2 separate regions of the Homo sapiens genome follow, and region 1 is linked to region 2. Evidence: chromatin contacts called from ENCODE Hi-C or POLR2A ChIA-PET data. All regions are on one chromosome and are shown on one strand. Each heading gives the region's core, a stretch centred on a gene start or an enhancer-like site at or near the end of the contact. The rest is flanking DNA. Distances are from core to core; before and after follow the strand shown.

The links. Hi-C counts contacts between places; a loop is a spot of excess contacts on that map. ChIA-PET counts read pairs that join two places held with the same protein, here RNA polymerase II (POLR2A). Pooled maps may share reads with other maps.
Region 1: a map of Right ventricle myocardium inferior shows a loop between it and region 2 (4-fold over the local background). The contact joins two enhancer-like sites. A Hi-C loop is called at or near these places in 11 of 168 maps with a recorded cell type or tissue (Right ventricle myocardium inferior, cardiac septum, esophagus muscularis mucosa and 4 more) and 7 of 50 pooled maps. POLR2A ChIA-PET finds 5 or more read pairs at or near these places in 1 of 52 experiments (WTC11).

The regions. Positions count from the first base shown.
Region 1 is chr9:69,390,611-69,393,310 of GRCh38, reverse strand. ENTREP1 (endosomal transmembrane epsin interactor 1) reads right to left here. Exons shown (of 11, transcript NM_001347995.2): 11 at 855-1,710. The coding sequence ends at 1,507. Among named protein-coding and RNA genes, the nearest start is that of ENTREP1, 67 kb to the right of the region's middle. Within about 2 kb of position 1,268, at least 5 of the 41 ENCODE cell types and tissues checked have a DNase peak (open chromatin) inside an H3K27ac peak, as active enhancers do.
Region 2 is chr9:69,214,726-69,217,425 of GRCh38, reverse strand. TJP2 (tight junction protein 2) reads right to left here. Exons shown (of 23, transcript NM_004817.4): 3 at 963-1,087. Among named protein-coding and RNA genes, the nearest start is that of TJP2, 42 kb to the right of the region's middle. Within about 2 kb of position 1,390, at least 3 of the 41 ENCODE cell types and tissues checked have a DNase peak (open chromatin) inside an H3K27ac peak, as active enhancers do.

The DNA of each region.
Region 1 (2,700 bases), core at 19-2,518, 180 kb before region 2:
GTTCCCACTCTGGCATGGTTCGTTGGCTTGGACCCAGGAAATCTGTGGTCTGGAGAGGCAAGCTAGAAGTCTTAACAGCCCTTTCCCACAGAAGCATGAAATGGCAAACCAATTTCATGTTTGGGAGGTCGAGGAACAGAGCAGTTTCTGGAGTTGGACTGCCTGGGTGTGAATGGCAGCTCCACCCCTTAGCTGCGGAGGGACCGTGCGCAAATTACTGAACCTCATTTTCCACATCTGTCAAATAGGGACAATAATAGCTTCCACCGCCTATGCTGTCATGAGCACAAAATAGGAGTGTGTGCAAAGCTCTTAGCATAGTAGCTGGTGCACAGGCAGTGCCCAGCAAGAAGCAGTACTCCATTTCCTATGTAACCTCTCTACTCAACTCCTCACCTCCACTCATGTCTGGCCCAAACTATTCTCCATGCAGCATGGTGATCTTTTGAAAATATGCTGACATCCATCACTCTTCTGCTGAAAACTCCTCAACAGTATCTCATTGCTAGCACAACAGGCAGCCTGTGCAGCTACTGCCCACCGCTGCCCTGACTCGGGGCTGTGGTCACAGTGGCCTCTGGTGTTCTTCGCCCCTCTCTCTCTACCTGGAACATTCTTCCCTGATCCACTAAGTCGTGACTCAGCTCAAGTGCCATTTCCTCGAAGAAGAAGCCCCTCTAACCACCTATTGCTCTTTTTCAGCAATAATCCCCAATCTGTAATTACTTTATTGATTTATTGTCCGTGATCCCATGAGAAGGCAGCTCCATGAAGCCATCCAGCCAAGTGCTTGCTGAATGAACGATACAGCCCGAAGGATACATGTAATAACAAATATTACACATCAAGCCCAGTGGCCCAAAGTAAACATGTTTATTCTCAGTTCTGCCTTAGGGGTCTCTAGTTTTGCAAGCATGAGTAAATGGAATCAACAATAATCCTCTCCTTAAATGTCTGGCATTAAAATTTGTCACTTAAGAAGTTTCCTGTTTTGCCTAAAGAGAGTGTGATTTGAGGGTGACCTGAAACAAGGCTTGAGGCTTGTGGACACATAGGGTTAATCGCCTTATTTCCTGCCAAATCGCAGAGCAGTGAAAGGCCAAAGGCAACTATAAATAGCAGCCCGGCAGATCTGTCCTTCCAAGAGGGAAAGAACTTAGCAACAAAGAGAGACACGAGGGGTGAAGTGGGCAAAGAATCATTAGCCCAGTTTCTGCCCATGCCAGGGCATGTGACCCTTGGGAATGCTGCGAGGCCCAGCAGAGGAAGAAGAGGATCAAAGCTTTCATAACCTCCAACTCAGTGCATCCCAAACCCAGACGGGCCTGGACCGACCTGTGCATTTACTCCTGAATGCCCTCAGTCAGCAGACACGGGAGCCAACAGGTGGGAAAACGTGTCCTCCAGAGTGCTCCTTTTTTTTGAGGTGGACCACAGCTCCCAGCCAAGAAATGGCAGAGAGGAGAGGGATCCTTCCCCTTGGAGTGGCCTTCTGTCTTCCAGGGTTCACAGGACAGTCTCTCGGATGACCCCAATGAGGCTGTGTGGCCGCTCAGCCTCCACTCGCCGGGGCCTCCTCTCGGCTCGGGGCCTCCCCGCTGGTGTGAAGGTGTGAAGGTCGCCGCAGCTCTGGAGGTGCAGCAGGCCAGGCTGTCTCCGCGAGGGCAGCTTGTGGGCCCTGGATGTGCTGGGCTGCAATGGGGCCATTATCTTTGGGAAAAGAGAGGGGTGGGGAGAAGTTAAGTAAGCTTTACCAGATGTGGCCCTTTGACCTACCTCCTAGGTCCATCCACCTATCTTAATGTGTAATTGCTTTGAAAAAGAAAAAAAAAAGGCATTTTCCCAAAGTGGAACTCACTTGGAATTCCAGAGGTTCTTTGTAAATCCTCCAAATGTTCTACCATGTCCGCTGTAGACCCGTAAACCACACTTAACTGGTTTGTCCGTTGCAATTTCTTGCTTTAACATTCTTCTCATTGCTTTTCTCTAATTTCTCTGAAGTCTAAGTCAGTGATCCTTGCTGGCATCTGAACATTACTACTGGGTCAGGGAGGGACGGGTATTGTCAGAAACATGAATTCTCAGCAAATTGCTACAGAATTCCCATAGCAATGGGGACAGTTAGCCTGGACTCAGGCTCAGGAATCTGTATTTTTAACAAGAATCCAAGTAAGAACCACTGGTCTGGGATTGGGACCAGGTGATGGGTTTATAAAATGTCAACCAAGTATAGGCGCAGTGGCTCACACTTGTAATCCCAGCACTTTGGGAGGCTGAGTCAGGAGGATTACTTCAACCCAGGAGTTTGAGACCAGCCTGAGTAACATAGTGAGACTCCATCTCTACAAAAAAAAAAAAAAAAAATTAATTAGCTGGGCATGGTGGTTCATGCCTGTAGTCCCAGCTACTTGGGAGGCTGAGGCAGAAGGATTACTTGAGCCCAGGAGTTCTAGACCAGCCTGGACAACATCGCAAGACCTCATCTCTACTAAAAATAAGAAAACTTGGCTGGGCGTGGTGGTGTGTGCCTGTAGTCCCAGCTACCTGAGAGGCTGAGGCAGGAGGATCACCTGAGCCCAGGATTTCAAGGCTGCAGTGAGCTATATCTACACCACCGCACTTTAGCCTGGGTGACAGACGGAGACCTTGTTTCAAAAAAGAAACAGTCAACCCAAACCATCCAATGATGCTTCAAATGGA
Region 2 (2,700 bases), core at 141-2,640:
ACAGAGGCTTTAAACACCAACAAAACCTAAACTTTTGAGCTATTTATCCAATGCAGCCATACAGTTAACTTTAGACTTCGTCCTGAGAAGTTATCCTGTGGGAATCAGGCATGTATCATGTAAAATGGTGTTACCAGCTGGGTATGGTGGCTCATGCCTGTAATCCCAGCACTTTGGGAGGCCGAGGTGGGCAGATCACTTCAGGTCAGGAGTTTGACACCAGCCTAGCCAACATGGCGAAAACCCGTCTCTACTAAAAATACAAAAATTAGCTGGGAGTGGTGGCAGGCACCTGTAATCCCAGCTACTCAGGTGGCTGAGGCAGAAGAGAATTGCTTGAACTCGGAAGGTGATGGTTGCAGTGAGCTGAGATCGCACCACTGCAATCCAGACTGGGTGACAGAGCAAGACTCTGTCTGAAAAAAAAAAAAAAAAAGAAAAGAAAAAATTTATTAAAAATTAAAATAAAATGGTGTTACTTCTTCAGGTCAGAAAGCTGGCAGTTGGAAAACTTGTGGTTTTCCTATAGTAAATTGTCCCAACTTCCACATCACTCTTACAAATAAGATAATCAATAAACCAAAGTCTCCTCATTAAATTCTTAAAGAATATAAATTAAAACAAACATAAACAGTGTTGGTTAAGCATCGGGGTTGAGAAGCATGCCAATTTAAAACTCCATGTTCAGAAATGATTCCTAAACCTAGGAGGGATGTTTGGAACTATCTTCTTACGGAAACAACTGCCCTCCTCGCTCCAAAGCTGGGGTGTTCCCAAGGTTTGGGCATTATTCAAACATGGTGTGTTATGGCTTCCATTCCAGCTTGAAGACTTTTCAAATATTATATAAAAGTTTGTTATTTTTTTCTTTTTTTTAAATAAAGTGGACACCAACCAAAATACCCCGTCTAGGGCCAACCAGTAGGGCTGGTAGGGGCTGCGGAGCGAGGGAGGACACTCACTGGAGCAGCCCATCAGCAGGCCCACCCGGGAGCACATCAGAAATGACAATTGACGTTTCTCCATTTTCAAAGTGGGGGTTGTCTCTGCCTCCGGACACTGCAATTCCAAATCCTCTTTTGGAATCCTGTACATCAGAGAGGAGAAATATTAAAAATCCTTCAATAAGTGGCTTTCAGGATTTATTACAAGCACTCAATAAAATAAAGGTCAAATCAATAACCAGAGACTGTTCAGGAACAGATGGGCTTACAGAAACAAATGAGAAACAAAACAAAGCATAGTCATTGTCAGCTGACAGGTTTATAAAGGGAAATTCCTTATCTGAAAGAAACAGCCTGTAGAGGCTGGAAAAGATTGATAGTGCAGACTGGAGTTATCACTAGAAGCTGGCCGGGATAGGAAACAATGTCTTCAGTCCAAATAGGGACGTACTGTTTGAAGCACCAGTTGTACCTCTTTGCATCATGCTGGCCCGAGCTGGAACAACTTCAGTAAAAACTGAACCTGTACTAAAACTGTATTTTTTAATTTTCAGATTTCCTTATTGTATTTGTTTTTTAAGAGACAGAGTTTTGATCTGTTGCTAGGCTGGAGTGCAGCGGTGTGATCACTACTCACTACAGCCTCAAATTTCTGGGCTCAAATGAGCCTCCTGTCTCAACCTCCCAAAGCACTGGGATTACAACAGACAGCCATTGTGCCTGGCCTGTACTGTAAATATTTTTAATTCTTCTGTATATTGTGATGTTTTGACATATTAAAAAAAAAAAAACCTTCTGCCTAGGCTCATGGCTCATGTCTATAATCCCAGCACTTTGGGAGGCCAATGCAGGCAGATTGCTTGAGTCCAGCAGCTCAAGACCAGCCTGGACAACATGGCAAAACCCTGTCTTTACTAGAAATAGAAAAAAATAGCTGGTCATGGTGGTGCACATCCATAGTCCCAGATACTTGGGAGGCTGAGGTGGGAGAATCACCTGAGCCTGTGAGGTCAAGGCTTCAACAAGCCAAGGCAGCTTTTGCACTTTAAATTGGGCAAATGGAGAAGTCTCTAAAAAACAAAAAAAAAAAACCACAACTTTCTAGCTGGGCGGGAAAAGACTGCTCTTCCCAGTGCTAGCCAATCCTTTTTAATTTTATTTTTATTTTAGATTCAGGAGTACATGTGCAGGTTTGTTATATATGTGTATTGTCTGATGCTGAGGTTTGGGCTTCTAATGATCCTGTCACTCAAGTACCGAACACAGTACCCAAGAAGTAGTTTTTCAAACTTTGCTCCTCTCCCTCCCTCCGTACTTTTGGAATTCCCAGTGTTTACTGTTCCTGTCCTTGTGTCTGTGTGTACCCAATGTTTAGCTCCCACTTCTAAGTGAGAACATGCAGTATTTGGTTTTCTGTTTCAGCATTAATTTGCTTAGGATAATGGCCTCCAGGTACATTCGTGTTGCTGCAAAGGACATATTTCGTTCTTTCTTATGTCTGCCTAAAATTATATTTTTAAAGTATACCTTTAACTTCAAAGTAGATGTGTTGGTAGTTTCATTTCAACATACAGTGAAAAAGAAGTAAATGGATTTGTTTGTTTTTTTTTTTTTTGAGATGGAGTCTTGCTCTGTTGCCAGGCTGGAGTGCAGTGGTGCTGGCTCACTGCAACCCCTGCCTCCTAGGTTCAAGTGATTCTCCTGCCTCAGCCTCCTGAGTAGCTGGGACTACAGGCATGTGCCACCACACCCAGCT